3 separate regions of the Homo sapiens genome follow, and regions 2 and 3 are each linked to region 1. A link is a contact called in ENCODE Hi-C or POLR2A ChIA-PET data. All regions are on one chromosome and are shown on one strand. Each heading gives the region's core, a stretch centred on a gene start or an enhancer-like site at or near the end of the contact. The rest is flanking DNA. Distances are from core to core; before and after follow the strand shown.

Region 1 (5,104 bases), core at 1,244-3,743:
CTTTAATTTGACAAATGCGCCTACTTGAAACCTAGATCAAAAATTACAGTTAGTGGTGAAATATTCCCATTAGACTTAGAAAGTATAAAAATGGTCACTATTCCAAATATTGTTCAGGAAGGTCTAGCCTTTATAACAAAAGACAAGAAAAAGAAATACTAATTATACATATTAGAAAGAAATTAAATAGTTATTATTTGCAGATAATACCATCATCTATCTCCAAAATCCAAGACAAGTTTTTAAAAACTTAGTTATTAAGTGGGTTCAAGAATATGGCCAAATTCAAACAAAAGGAAATATTTATTTTTTCCTACATGAGCACTAATCAATCAGAAAACTTAGTTATTAAGTGAGTTCAAGAATATGGCCAAATTCAAACAAAAAGAAATATTTATTTTTTCCCGCATGAGCATTAATTAGTCAATCAGAAACTGTAATAGAAAAAAAACCATAATTTCAAAAAATAAACCATGAATAAATTTCATGAGAAGTAGGTATGACTTAAAAGAGGAGTGTTAATAACTTTTATTATTAAAAGACACAAAAGAACCTTAATAAACATAGGGAAAAAACATATTCCTTAATGGGAACACACAATATTATAAAAGCGCCCATTCTCCCTAAATTAGTCAATAAATTAAATGTAATTTCAATCAAAATACCAATGAGATTTTTAAATAGAAGTCCATATGCTGGTTCTAAAATCCATTTGGAAATGAAAGTACACTGGAACACTCCAGAAGTATAGAAGAATGAAAAAGAAAGAATGAATGAAAGAAGGAGAGAATGAGGATGGGAGACAGAAGGAGGAAGGGAGAAAGAACAAGAACTTGAGAAGACCTCGAAAAAAATCAATGGAGAGACTAGAGTACACATATAGAATATGTCTGCCTTGCAATGACAGAAAACCCAACCCAGCTCACTTAAGCACAAAAGGATCTGGGTTGTCAGTTAAAAGTTTTGTGGGCATAGGGGTAACCTGGCTCTAGACATGATGGGGTACAGCAGCTAAAGGGCAACAGCAGTTGCCTCAGCTCAATTCCACTGGCCTTGGTGTGTTGGTTTCATTTTCATATTTGTTTTCACCTTGTGGCTGTGTGACAACTGTAGCCACGTCTGGCCTCTCCCTTTTAAGTTCCACAAGAATAGTTAACACTCTTCCAGTCACTCAGAAAAATGCCAGGGATAAGCTCTGATTGGGTGTAATTGGCCGGCTGAGTCACATGGCCAGCCCTGGGCCAATGGCAGTGCCAGGACAATGAGATGCACAAATTGGCTCAAGCCTTGGTTCTTGTTCCTGCTGGGGATGGGGAAAATCAGACATGGTTACCAGAAGGATGAATGGAGGCCAGGAGCAACAACAACCCCGTGTCTACTCTATGGACTCAGGTATAAGTGCTTACTTCACATATGATGAAAACCATAGTTCCAGTAAGGGGGAAATGTGGCTATTCCATAAATAATGTAGGCCAGCCTGGTGCAGTGGCACATGCCTGTGGTCCCAGCTACTTGGGAGGCTGAGGCAGGAGGACTGCTTGAGGCCAAGAGGTCAACACCAGCCTGAGCAACATAGCAAGATCCCATCTCTAAAATAATAATAACAAATAATAATAAATGTGGGCCAACTGGATATCCATTTTGGAAAAAAAAAATACACTATCTCATGTCATTCACAAAAGTTTATTCCAGATGAATTAAAGCATTAAACATAAAAGACAACACTGTAGAAATATTCAAAGAAAACATAGGAAAGAGATCTAGAACCTTGGGTAGGGAAGGCTTGCTTACACAAGTCAAAAAACACACCATGTATAAATTGAACAACTTCTCTATGAAAAAATACACTAAAAACGTTACAAGACCTGAGACAAACTGGGAGAAAGAACTGACTGTATATCTATCTACCTACCCACAAAACAAATTATATTAAAATTTTATGCCTGTTAATTAAAAAAAGACAATCTAGCAGAAAAATGGGCATATACATAACAGAATAAATTCAAATGGCCAGTAAACATATGAAAGGATGTTCCAACCTCATTACTAATCTGGAAAAGTCGAGTTAAGGTAAAAATAAAAGACTTTCTTTCTTATCAGATTGGCAAAAATTAAAAGGATTGGCGACCTCAAATGTTAAGGCAGGAATGGGGAAATGGATACTTTCATAAACTGTGAAAGGCTATGAGTGTTTAATTCAGCTTAGATGCCGTCATTTAGTTCAAAGAAAGAATAACAATTACTTTTGAAGGGCAAAGACACTGTGCAGGTTTGTTGATGGTGAGGTGGGCGGATGTGGGAAAAGGAAAGAATAGCCAAGAGGGGGTGCAAAGTGAAACTCAGAAGGCCCATAGATAATCTACCAGTGTGACTCAGAGAACACAAGCCATTTCCCATTCTTGTGGCTGTAGAGGGGAACCTCTTGAAAGTACACAGGGGTTTAAATAACATCAAGTCAGAGAACCACAAGAATTTGACGGAGGGCTTTCAAAGTCATCATGCTTTCCCCTTAGTCTCCTCCCCGAGTCACCCCAGCCTGGGCACTCTTCCAGGATCTACCTTTCTCTCCTCTCAACCTGTCATCGAAAATGGCAGAGAGGATTACCATATCCAGCCCTGAAACAAGCAAGGATTTGGCATCAGACACGGGTATCTCTAGCTGTAAAATAACACCTTGTGGTATTGTTGGAGGGTTGAACGAGATGATGACTGTAAAAGAAACCAGATATAATGCTTGACAAAGTAAGTAATCTAATAAAGGACATCATAAAATAAGCAAAGGTTATTGATCTGAAGCTAGGTCAGCTCCAGCATAGACTGAGACACACAGGAATGGAGAGGACAGGCTCTAAGACAGCATGTATATCTAATGGTATTTTAAAGCTAAAAAATAAATGCAACATATATGATAAAGTTATCATCTTAACAAATCAATAGGAAAGGGGTCAAGTGTGGTGGCTCACCCTGTAATCCCAACACTTTGGGAGACTGAGGTGGGAGAATCACTTGAGCCCAGAAGTTCAAGACAAGCCTGGCCAACATAGTGAGACCCCATCTCTACAAAAAAAAGAAAATTCAAAAATTAGCCGAGTGTGGTGGCATATGCCTATAGTTCCAGCTCTGGAGGCTGAGGTGGGAGAATCACTTGAGCCTAGGAGGTCGAGGGTGCAGTGAGTTATGATTGCACCACTGCACTCTAGCCTGGGTGATAAAGTAAGACCCTGACCCAGAAGCAGCATAGAATTTAAAAAAGAAAAAGAAAAGAAAAGAAAGAGAAAGGGAGAAAGGGAGAAGAAAAGGAGAAAGGCAGAAAGAAAGAAAAAGAGAGAGAGAGAAAGAAAGAAAAAGAGAGAGAGAGAAAGAAAGAAAGAAAGAAAGAAAGAAAGAAAGAAAGAAAGAAAGAAAGAGAGAAAGAGAGAGAGGGAGGGAGAGAGGAAGGAAGCGAGGAAGGAAGCGAGGAAGGGAGGGAGTGAGGGAAAGAGAAGGAGAAAGAGAAAGAGAAAGAAAGAGGAAGGAAGGAAGGAAAGAATGAAAGAAAGAAAAGAAAGAAAGAAGGAAGGAAAGAAAGAAAGAAAAGGAAGAAAGAAGAAAGAACAAAAAGAAAAAAGGAAGAGAAAGAATGAAAGAAAGAAAAAGAGGAGGAAAGAAGGAAGGAAACAATGAAAGAAGGAAGGAAGGAAAGAAAAGAAAGAAAGAAAAGGAAGAAAGAAGAACAAAAAGAAAGAAAGAATGAATGAAAGAAAGAAAGAGAGAGGAAGGAAGGAGAGAAAGAGAGAGAAAGAAAGAAAGAAGGAAAGGAAGGAAGACAAACGCCCAAACAAAAAAGTCAGCAAAGGACATAAACAATTCATAACAGAAAAAAAAATGGCCAAAACACATGAAAAAAATCCAACTTCACTATTAGTTAAAAAGAAATAAAATTGAACAAATATGAGATTCCATTCTGAGTCATAAAACTGTGGGCAGTGCTAGCAAGGCTGGGAAAGAGCATGCCCACTCACTGCTATCTGAGACTCTGAAACAGGGCATTTCTAAAGGACAAACTGAAGGTACACATGGAAAGCCTTCAAAATGAAGCTTCCCTTTGTTTAGGAGATAACCAGAGGTTTGCACTTCCATCCACAGATTTGGAGGCACCAACCCAGATGGCTACAGCCTCCTCCATCCACAGGGAAGATTAAGCAACAGTTCCCTGACCCATGACCACCATCGTGGACAGGACCTGCCCCCTCTCTTGAGATGGCAGCATAGGGCAGGGCAAGAACCAGCTCTTAGTCTGCTGGAACTGTACCATGTGAAGCTGGAAACCAGGGTGGTCATTTTCACCAAGCAGTGCCACAGCAGTGCCGGCCTTCAGAGACAAAGCAGGTGCCCAGAGAGGCTGAGACAAGGCAGAGGGTGGGTTGTTCAAGTCTGTGCAAGAAAGCTATTTGGCGAAACACCTGTGAAGAACAAAGGAGGAAACAGAAGGCAACAGGAAGGGCCTTCAAACCACAGTGTGGCTCTAATACCCACAAAAAGAGAGAGGGAAAGAGCCAGAGAAATAAAATCCTAAGCCCCTCAACTGACCAAATGGACCACCTCTTGGCCTAGGGGACCCCCGAGAAACCTTAAAAATGGAGTTCCCGGACATGATGGAACAGGAGGTTGGACAGGCCTCATTATGCCCCCTCCCCCCCTAACCATTAGGCTTTCTTCTCTAAGGGTTAAACAGAAACCACTGCTTCACGCTGGTACCAACCAACTGCCTAACACAGCCCCTCCCCTTTTGCAGCTTGACACAGCAACCGCTAAGCAGTCCCTCCTGATAAAAAAAAAAAAAAACCCTGGCCACAGAGTGGTTCTGGCCAGTCTCCAGAAGCTGCACCCAGAGGGCCTTCGTGTCCTCTGCTTCCCGTTTTAATGTAGAGGGCCTAACTGTAATATGTTTAAATGTTAAGTCTCCACCCCAAAGTGAATCTGGGACACGTGTTACATACATGTTACCCTACTACGAATGCCCTTGCCTCCCCTTTGTGAATATTCATTGCTGCTCCTATAACCTGTTGAATATGTATATCTGGACACCCTATTCAGCGTAAATCCCTGTCTTATTCTCCCCACC
Region 2 (5,104 bases), core at 1,773-4,272, 250 kb before region 1:
GAACCATCGCTCTGGGCTTCAAAACATCATAAATACCTACATACTAATTGGGAAAGTATGACCTAAAAGAAGAAAACCAAAGAGCTGTAGGTAAAGCCAAACAGGGGAACCAACAAGATATTCCAATGTATTCTCTCTTTACTGTTCTGCTCACATTAAAGAAAAACAGGCTGAAGATCAAAGAAAAACATTCCTGCTGACAGGCTGACCCACTCTACAAATAATTTCTGAACTGCCACAGGCACACAGATTCCCTGCCAAGGAAAATGTGGCAATTTTGCTCAGTGGATTACTGCACAGTGCTAAGTGAGTGAAGGTTGTATGGTCAAAACTGAAGTGCACACAAACCAGTTTTCTCAGGCTTCCATAACAACTCGTACCTCTCAAACTGCCTCCTTGTCTGAATGCAGCTTGCTGGGCCACAACAGAGACCTAGGGCCCTGAGTGTAAGTCTGTTATTCACTCAAGGAAATGTTCAAAACAGTAATGCCCTAATGATTTTACTGATCTCTATAGCTTCATTATAGAGTCAAGTTTCTGGGAAAGCTACTTCCCTACAGAAAGTTTCCCTTCATTCTCCTGTACAATGTCTTCTTGGCATTTCTTTTTTTTTTTTTTTTTTGAGACGGAGTCTTGCTCTGTCACCCAGGCTGGAGTGCAGTGGTGCAATCTTGGTTCACTGCAAACTCCACCTCCCGGGTTCAAGCCATTCTCCTGCCTCAGCCTCCCAAGTAGCTGGGACTACAGGCACCCGCCACCACTCCCAGCTAATTTTTTGTATTTTTAGTAGAGACAGGGTTTCACCGTGTTAGCCAGGATGGTCTCGATCTCCTGCCTCGTGATCCACCCGCCTCGGCCTCCCAAAGAGCTGGGATTACAGGCATGAGCCACCGCACCCGGCCTCTTCTTGGCATTTCTAATGTGCCACGTTTCCAGTGTGCCTCAACTCAGGGTATTTCTCAAGAGTCACTCAGGGCCAAACTGCATTAGCCTATTGCATTATGAGTTAATTTGTCCTAGAAGGAAAGAATTCAACTCTGGTTAGGGAGAACAACCAAATAATTTTAATATATGAACTCTCTATGGTACCAGGTGCTGATAAGAATACAAATTAGGAGGAGGATATAAGTCTTCTATCTCCTACACTGCCTAAAACAGCATCTTCAACACAGCAGGAACTCAACGTTTATTCAAATAAAGTAATTATGATATTGCCTATACTTTTGACAGTTTTGTTTTGCAAGATCCTAGGATGTTTCTGCCTCCTCTCTCCCACATCTCTCCTATTTAAGCTTAACAAGACACAGTGGCAGTGGGTTGAATCTGCAGAGGAGAATGGCTGGTTATCTGTAACTGGACTCTGCACACCGTGGCACTCTGCCTACAAGTTCACAAGGTTCATCACATCATAGGCCATCAGAGCTGAACCTGTCCTTCACAGATGAAGACATTGAGGCCTACAGGTCACAAAGCTCGGAAATAGCGGAGCCAGGACTCAAATCTTCTGGTTTAAAATGCATTGTTTTTTCCACTGCCTAGTTTTCCAGAGCCAAACTATCAGTGGCACAAATCAGGAGACCAACAGTTCTCAAAGTCCTGTCAGCTAGTTTACTCCAAGAGCCAAAGGAAAGGCTCTCATCTTCACTACGCTCCCAGTGAAGGCATACAGAACTTCCAGATGACCTAACGGCATCCTACAAGGGCTGAGCATTTTGGGGAAGTGAACTGCTATTGCATGGCCTTTTCGAACTGCAAACTTCATTCTTCTCTGAGCTAGAGACTTACACTCATACTACTTATTTGCTTACAAAAGAAAGACGGAAAGAAATTAGTTTGAAAAGTACTTCAGAAAAGTTGTCTTCAAAATCATAAAATGCTACTGTCTGAAGGAACCTTAGAGACCACCTATAGTCCAATCTCATTGCAGTGATGAAGAAACTGAGGCCACAGACTAATACCAAAATGTGCCTTCCCTGGTTTCAAACTAGAGGCACAGCCCCCAAGAGAATCTATCTTCTTCTTCAATATTCTTTCCATAAAGCCAGTGGGGGTACATCAATATCATCCAAGAAGCATGATTCCTGGAACGAATCATCTTCTTGGGTCAGAATACCCCACCCACAGGGTCAGAGTACAGAATGTGTATTTTGTAAACCTCCCTCCGGTGATTCTGACAGGCAACACTGCTTAAGAATCCATTCTCTTCCCCATCCTTTTCTTTTATTAAAAGATGACCCAGTAGCTGACTTAACATATTACTGACACCCAATCACCAAACTTAATGGCTACCCGGTATTCACGCAGCAGGGAAAAGACATCCACGAAGCTTTCCTGGGAAGTGTTAAAAGTCAGGGCCCAGTCACGTCACTCTACTAGATATCAATTCATTGTTCCTGCCTAATATTTATTCTTTGGCCAGATACTAATAAAAATCAAAATCTTCTACCCCACAATCCTGCAAAGAAGACAGAATTTGTTATTTGTTTTCCTGAACTATTCAACGCTCAATACTTTTTCCAGAAGGACCATAAATCTGAGCTTTACAGCAGGAATGGGCTGTTGAGGAAAAGAAAAATCTGTTCTACCCAGTTCAAATGTTACTCTAAGGACTAAGCCTCAGCCTAGGGAGTGAAGTTAAAATACAGAAGAGACTCAGTTAGTATATTTATTCTTATCAGCTTCTGCCCCCCCACCAAAAAAAGAAAAGCCAGAAAGCAAAGCTAATTTAATCTGATTTTCTTTCATATTACAGTCTACAGAACTTCAAAGTGCAAGGTAAACAGGTAAGAAAATACTATTGTCTTTATAGCCTCCAAAAGCATTAAAGTTTATCATCAAAAACACATCACAACCCCAAAGGGAAAATCCTCTTGGGTCATTAAAGAAGTAAGAACTGAGCAACAAAACCAGACAGCCATTCCAAGCAACCAGTAGTGACTGTGAGAAACGTTTGAGGAAACTGAATCATCATTTCTTAGGAGACAAAAAGCAAACCACATACTTCCCCCAAAATTCCACTATGTGAGTCAAGAGATCCAGTATCTGAGAAGTTCGTCTCAAAAAGCTTAAGAGTCTACATTTTCCCTTCTAGCCTGGCCTTGCCAGATATGTACACTTGGTACCATTCCCCAAGCACCAACTGCTATACACTTAGCATGGGAGTATTCAGGCAAAGCATCTTTCCATCCCTGAAATAACAAAACCATCTTGGCCACAGAAAGAACACACATATGAAATGTTCCCAAGTCATCAGAAGTGCACTCATGGAAAACCACAGCTTCTAAGTTCCTAAAAGCTGAACCCGAAACACTGCTAAATGGTCACTTTATTAATGTACTTGTGGTCAGGACAAGGCATCAAGTAAAGGGAGATGCTGATTCTGTTAAGTAACAATTCTGAGCACCTCTCTTCTGAAATACATATTTAAAAGTATCAGGAGCAGCTTATACTAGGAGAGAAGACTAAATGCATAAAACTGAATTCAATAAGCAGAGGAACACACTGAAGGACACAGAGATAAGAGCAATTACCAGTTTTGTAGGAAAATAGACTCCCAGCCTAAGGCAAGTAGGTAAGATATGGGGGGAAAAATATGCAAATTTGCACATGGAATGTTGCTAAGTTTGCTATGAACTCTCAGAGTCTGACAATAAATAGCTAAATGACTTACTGTGCACATGTATACAGGTTATATTTCAAAGCACAAATGAGTTTCATCATTCTCTAAAACTAGAAATGATAATTTCTTGGATAATAAGCAAGATCTAGTGGAAAAGATCCCGTATTTCTCACACAGAAAGAAGTCTTAACTTCTCTGAGCATATCACGATTGGGGAAGGGCAGAGGTTAGCTGACTTCTCCAGTCCCATACTTATCTTACTAACAGAATTCTCTATCTTTGTCTGGGAGTTAAGACACTTAGACTTTTCATAACCATTTGTGGAAATTCCTTCCCTACAACAGTCATGCTGCTATTAGAGATGAGGAATACTGAATATTTGCTGAGAAGTGTAACCTAACTAAAGCTATTTCTCTAGAGATTTCCAACACGTAAGCCTGCTCAAAAGAATAAGCAGGGACCTATCCCTAGGTCTCTGACTGACCTTCAACTATATAAACACCCTTTGGAAAGTGCATCTTCGAAATTACCAAGAACCTACTTTTAAAAGCTGAAGTAAGCAGCTGAGTAAATTTAATTTAAAATTAATACTTGGAAGAGTTTCAAACTTTGTGGTATCTATTGAAAGTGAGCAGGAAAGTGTGCTTCTGTGATGTTATACGTATATATTGGTTTGCATCCATGGTTCCTGGTTCATAACCCCCATAGCCCTTGTTATAGTCTTCTATTATAATGCTGGGGCACTTTGGGCCTCAGGAAACAGAATCTCTCTCAACCTTCTCCTGTCCTCTTTTACCTGCCTCAAAGCAAGACTCTAGTCCAACTGTGGGCCAAAAAACCCTCATTCCTGGGAGGGTTGTGCCCCATATTCTGGAGGAAGGAAGGCTGCACAGAAAGGCCAGCGACAACCTGAACAGACAGGCCTTGCTGGGTTTCCGGTCAGTCTATTAGTATGAGATCATGCCTCCTGTGTCCAGTCACATTTCTACATGGTTGTCAATCATGCCTATGTAACTAAGCCTCCATAAAAACCCAAAAGGACAGGGTTCAGAGAGCCTCTGGATAGCTGAACACATGGAGGTTCCTGGAGGGTGGTGCACCCAGGGAGGCATGGAGGCTCCACACCCCTTCCCCTATACCTTGCCCCATGCATCTCTTCATTTGTAACCTTTGCAGTATCCCTTAAAATAAACCTGTAAACCTAAGTAAATGTTTCCCTGAGTTCTGTGAGCTGTTCCAGCAAATTAATCCAATCCAAGAGGAGGTCATGGGAACCTCACCTTGAAGACAGTCAGTCAGACATTTTGAAGGACCAGACTTGTGACAGGTTGGGGTTGGGGGAGACAGGTATGGGTTGGGACTGAGCCCTCAACCCATAGATCTGATGCTATCTCCAGGTAGACAGTGTCAGAATTGAATTAGGCGACACCCAGTGATGTCTGCTTCTTGGAGTGTGGGGAAAAAAATCCCACACGTTTGGTCACG
Region 3 (5,104 bases), core at 1,265-3,764, 200 kb after region 1:
GTACTCATATTCTTTGCAATGTGACTTCGCTGCTTCTCCCATCAGGAGATGGAGTCTATTTCTTCACCCTCGAACCTGGGTTGGCCTTGCCATTTGGTTTAGTCGATACAACTGTGGAAGTGGACTAGTGCCGATTTTGAGCCTAGACTTTGAGAGACCTTGCACCATTCCACTCGTGCTCTCGGAGCCCTGCAGCTCCATGTGAACAAATTAGGCTAGCCTGTTAGTAGATGAGAGACATGCGACCTACTTGCCTCAGTTGGCAGCTAGCCACTTCCCAGAAGCAGAGCCTTCTGACTGCCTGGCGATGAACCCGGATGCATGAGGGAGTCCAGCTGAGACCAGAAGAACTGCCCAGCTAAGCCCAGCCTCAAATACTGACCCATAAAATCATGAACTAAATAAGTAGTTATTGTTTTAAGCCACAACTAAGTTTTGGGGTGTTTTATTATGCAGGAAACACTGATGGATACAAGCACTGAACATGCGTCAAGCTCTGGTATTTGCAATCAGGCAGACTCTCGGGAGTAAAGACTTGTGCAGAGATGATAGAATAATGGGTATAATGCACTAAGTGCTCTGGAGAAGCAAAAACAGTAGGAATAGAAGAGGTGGATTTGAGCTAGGGAGGGATCTTGTCTCTGTGGAGTTAGAGGGTCCAGGATGAACTGCCTGGGACAGGGGACTGTCTGAGGGAAAGTATGAATGTTGGAAACCCCAGGCTGGGGCCATCAGCCAGCAGTATATACTGAGCCCTTACCATGGGTACAGAAACACTGTACTGGCTGTCTCAAGTCTGCGTATGGACTAGCAGAGGAGAGAAGACATCCACGTGTAAAAGTTGGGTAGAAGTGTCATGCTGGTTTTCAGTGAAAACAGAAGTAGCTATGCCTGCTTTGTCCACAGTGGCAAGCAGCATCTCGGCTTGGGCAGAATGGGACTCTACCCATTAGTTATTTATATCTGGTACTTGCTATATATCTGGCAGGGATGTGGTGTTGATGGGTTGAGAGAGATCTCCATAGTTTTCCCTGGGAAGGCACAAGGGGTCAGAAAACATGGCTGCTTAAGTATCCACTTGACTGGTAACCCCTTGAGGGCAGGGTCTGTGTCTGATTCATGTCAGTATACCCCAAGACACAAGGCTTTGCATATACTAAGCAATCAGTTTCAAAAGACTTACTTTGGAGATATTTATCATCCTCTTCTCTTTATTCCTACTAACCTATTGTAGTTTTTTCCTAGGGCTGCTATAACAAATGGACATAAACTGGGTGGCAACAGAAATTTATTCACTTACAGCTCTGGAAGCTATTAAGTCCAAAATCAAGGTGTCTGGAGGGTTAGTTCCTTTTTGGAGGCTCTGAAGGAGGAATTATTCCCTGCCCGTTCCTAGCTTCTGGTCCCTGCTGGCAGTGCTTGGCACTCCTGGCCTTGGAAATGCATCAGCTGATCCCTGCCGCCATCACCACAGGTGGTTCTCCCTGTGCGTCTCTTCTGTGTCTCTTCTCTTACAACGACACCAGTCTCAGTGGATTAGGGGCCCGCCCTACTCCAGCATGACCTTAACTCATTACATCTGCAACGGCCCTACTTCCAAATAAGATCACATTCTGATGAACTTTAACATATTGTTGGGGGTGGAGAGGGCATAAGTAACCCTTAACATCCATCGAGGCCCAAGGGAATGTGTGTTCTTTGACTGCCTAGACCCCCTAGAGGCGGAATTAAATATTCTTTTTTTTTTCTTTGAGACAGAGTCTCACTCTGTCCACTCAGGTTGGAGTGCCCATCTCGGCTCACTGCAACCTCCGCCTCCCGGGTTCAAGCGATTCTCCTGCCTCAGCATCCCGAGTAGCTGCGGCTACAGGCGCCTGCCACCACGCCCGGCTAATTTTTGTATTTTTAGTAGAGACGGGGGTTTTGCCATGTTGGCCAGGCTGGTCTCGAACTCCCGACCTCAGGTGATCCGTCTACCTCGGCCTCCCAAAGTGCTGGGATTACAGGCGTGAGTCGCCGCGCCCCGCCCTCAAGTCATATTTTATAGATGAGAACATTAGGATTGGAGACGCAGGGCCGAGACACAGGGCCTTGCATATACTAAAAACCTCAATGGGCACCCGAAGTCATCATAGGAAAATTTCCCTATGCTCCATGTTCACGTGTTTCAAAGTATCCCTGATCTGGCTAATTCAACTCCATTCCCTCGAGAAAACCCAATCTGGAGCCCCGGTCCTAGAGATCCTGGGATGTACTGCGCGTCCCACTCTGTATCTCCGCCCCCTCAGGCGTTCTCCCTCTAGAAGCAGCACACAAAGCGGTTACTCCCTGCGGCCGGGAGCGCGCGGGCTGCCCTTCCGCGCGCCACCCCCGCGCGCGCCGCTCCCCCACTGATTGGCTGAGCGCATCCCGAGCCCAGCCTGCTCCCGCCGCGGCGCCGGTCCTGGCGCCGGGATTGGCGGAGTGGCCGCGCGCGCAGATCCCGCAGCCCCGCGCGCCCCGCCCCGCCGGCTCGGAACTCGCCTGGGGCGCCGCCGGCGGCGGAGGGAGCGTGACTGCGCTGCGCAGGGCGCTAGGAGGCATTGTCGCCGTAAGTGGAGCCAAAAGCGGCCCGGAGCGGGACCACACGCTTCTTGCCCCGCAAAGTAAATGTAGTCCGAGGTCAAGCGTTGCAGGGGCTGGGGGAGAGAGGGCGAGAAGTGTTCCGATTTTTGCAGCGTCCCCTCCCCTCCCCCAGGTCACCCGGTGGAAAAGAGCAGCGGTGCACCAGCGGAGGCTCTGGCGGTGCCAAGGGGCTCGGCATGCGCGGGCTCTTGCTTGCTCACTGCACCTGGACCCCGATGGTTCAGGGGAGTGGGTGCAGAGGTGCCAGGGAATAGGGAGCTCGGAGAACCGCTCCCAGGCGGGCCTCCATTCCTCGCGGGAGGCGCCCTTGCTTGGAGAGGCTGCTGTGCATTTCGTCCCCGAAGCGACACTTTCGGGGTTTGCTTCCGCTCTGGGGAGCTGCAGACGCCTGCTCCAGAGCGTGCCTCTCGGCCTCCGGGCAGCGTGGGAGCCCCGGGGCCTCTGCGATCACTACCATTCTTCCCTCTGCCAGCTTTATTCTCCCAGTCCCCGCCTGCCGGGCCAGCGGACGAGGTGCCATTGGCTGCAGGCACCGGGGGTGAGGCGGATCCTGGCACGCGGGGCTGGGGGACCCTTGCCTGGCTACCGCGCGTAGTGCTGGAGGCTCAGTCCGAGGATGCCTAGATGTTAGCGAGGGAGCACGCGCTGAGCTTCCCGAACCCCATGCCACAAAAACAAGGCGCCAGCAGGTCCCGCTCACGTCCCAGCGGGCTTCTTTCCCTGGGGTGGGGAAGTGGGTCAACTTCGTTCTGATCTGAAGGGGGGTTTGGGACTATTTGGGTCGCTCCTCACCTCCCCACCCGCTCCCCGGCTTGGCATGGTCCAGAGCCCGGGCTGGAGCCAGCGGTAGGGCCAGCTTGCACACATGGCTCCGGAGGCTCCGGTTGCCCATCCGAGCCCCTGCCAGGCTCTAACGTTCCCAACTGACAACACCAGTAACTAAATATAGGAGCAGATGGTGGGGACGGGCTGTCGCAGCGGCTCCTTTGCAGAGGTCTCCGGACTGCAGATAAGGTAGAGTTATTGATGGTAAGGGCTGGAGTCAGGGGGCCAGGTCAGGGTTTAAGCAAAAATCACCCCTCCCCCAGCCAGCCTGAGTCCAGGTGAAACCAGGTTATAGGGACAGGAGGGCTGTATTGCCAGCTCCCCCAAAGCAGGACAACGTTTTTGTCTGGCATTGAATTTATTACATCCAAACTTCCTCTCTACACCTGTTTGATTACCTACTGGTAATGCCTTGGTGTGGGAAACATGTAATGGTTCGCAAAGTCCTTTCCCAAAAGTTACATATCAGTTACTTCCCACAATAATCCGGTGAGGAAGGTGGTATTTCCATTTTACAAATGGGACTGCTCACAACACTGTTAACTTTGCAAAACTATGGATTAGGCTGCCTTCCTCAAAAAACTTCTCTTAGTTCGCTACACAGAAGCAGAGGACAGCCTTGTAAGAGGGCTGCAGTTCCCTTCCTCAGTAATCTGGGAGCCCATTGGCTCCCTGTCTCTCTCTCTCCTGAATCTCTTTGTGCACCTGCTGCTCACCCCTGTCCCTTCCCCCTGGCCATGCCATGTGCCTTCATGCCCCCCTAGGCCTGGCCCTGTAGCCTTACTACTATCAGGCTCATCCTGCCTCCCAGTGGGAAGCTTGTTCTAGCCCATACCCAGTCTCTGCCCCTTTACTCCCACAGTGGGGGCCTTATGGAAGGTGTCCAGGAGACGTTTGCTGGATTTAAACATTTCACCGGACCAGGATGCTCACTCTGAGGAATGGGGTTGAGGGTGTGTGGAGAGGGCCATGCTTTGAGGATGTAGGCAGTGTGAGTATGAGCTTCGACCCTGTGCTGAAGTGTCTCTGGGATTTGGAGTGCTTTCCCTGACATTTTCTAAGGCCTACCCTCTATTGCCTGGGACTGGCTGGGGCCAGTAGTGCCAGCTGGCTGGGGTGCCCCAAGCGGCGATCTGGCCCATGTGGGCTGATGGTGTCTGTTTCTGCCTTTTGGAACACTCTGTGACTCTCCACTACCACCATCCCTGCAGATGGCATTGACCAGGTACCCTGAGGAGCTCAGGCCTGTCAGCTGGACTTCATGAAACAATTCTTCCTTGTGGAGAAAGGGGCAGTTTTAGGTGAAGGGAGGATGGCTTCCTAGCTAGTTAATAAGCGTGGTGATTTTAAGCAGCGGGAACCTTTTGGGGGTCCCGAGCACATTTTTGCTGTACTCAGAGCATCCTCCATCCTCTGGCATAGAAGGAAGGGGCCCTTCTTCCTACTGAATTGCCCTGACACCTAGACTTTACATGTTGTTTCTGTTCCTGTACCTGTGTACACTCTGACCCACACAATAGGACGTCTGAACTTGCCACCAGTGGTGAAATTTTTAATCTGACTAGTTTTCATCAGTGGTCTAAGGCAAGGGTCCTCAACCCCTGGGCTGTGGATGGCATAGGTCCGTGGCTTGTGAGGAACCCGGCTGCACAGC

Evidence for each region. A loop is a pair of places that touch in the nucleus more often than their neighbours do. ChIA-PET counts read pairs that join two places held with the same protein, here RNA polymerase II (POLR2A). Pooled maps may share reads with other maps.
Region 2: a pooled map shows a loop between it and region 1 (5-fold over the local background). The contact joins two enhancer-like sites. A Hi-C loop is called at or near these places in 8 of 50 pooled maps. POLR2A ChIA-PET finds 5 or more read pairs at or near these places in 2 of 52 experiments (Panc1 and naive thymus-derived CD4-positive, alpha-beta T cell).
Region 3: a pooled map shows a loop between it and region 1 (6-fold over the local background). The contact joins the promoter of LRRC20 here to the enhancer-like site in region 1. A Hi-C loop is called at or near these places in 7 of 50 pooled maps. POLR2A ChIA-PET finds 5 or more read pairs at or near these places in 2 of 52 experiments (Panc1 and activated T-cell).

What each region holds. Positions count from the first base shown.
Region 1 is chr10:70,575,865-70,580,968 of GRCh38, reverse strand. No RefSeq gene overlaps it. Among named protein-coding and RNA genes, the nearest start is that of PRF1, 24 kb to the left of the region's middle. RefSeq lists an enhancer at 4,497-4,626. Within about 2 kb of position 2,493, at least 8 of the 41 ENCODE cell types and tissues checked have a DNase peak (open chromatin) inside an H3K27ac peak, as active enhancers do.
Region 2 is chr10:70,831,254-70,836,357 of GRCh38, reverse strand. The region is part of intron 2 of SGPL1 (sphingosine-1-phosphate lyase 1); the gene reads right to left. Among named protein-coding and RNA genes, the nearest start is that of SGPL1, 18 kb to the right of the region's middle. Within about 2 kb of position 3,022, at least 6 of the 41 ENCODE cell types and tissues checked have a DNase peak (open chromatin) inside an H3K27ac peak, as active enhancers do.
Region 3 is chr10:70,380,035-70,385,138 of GRCh38, reverse strand. It overlaps LRRC20 (leucine rich repeat containing 20), which reads left to right and starts at 2,514. Exons shown (of 5, transcript NM_001278212.2): 1 at 2,514-2,590. RefSeq lists enhancers at 2,010-2,109, 2,640-2,839, 2,684-3,303 and a silencer at 2,240-2,609.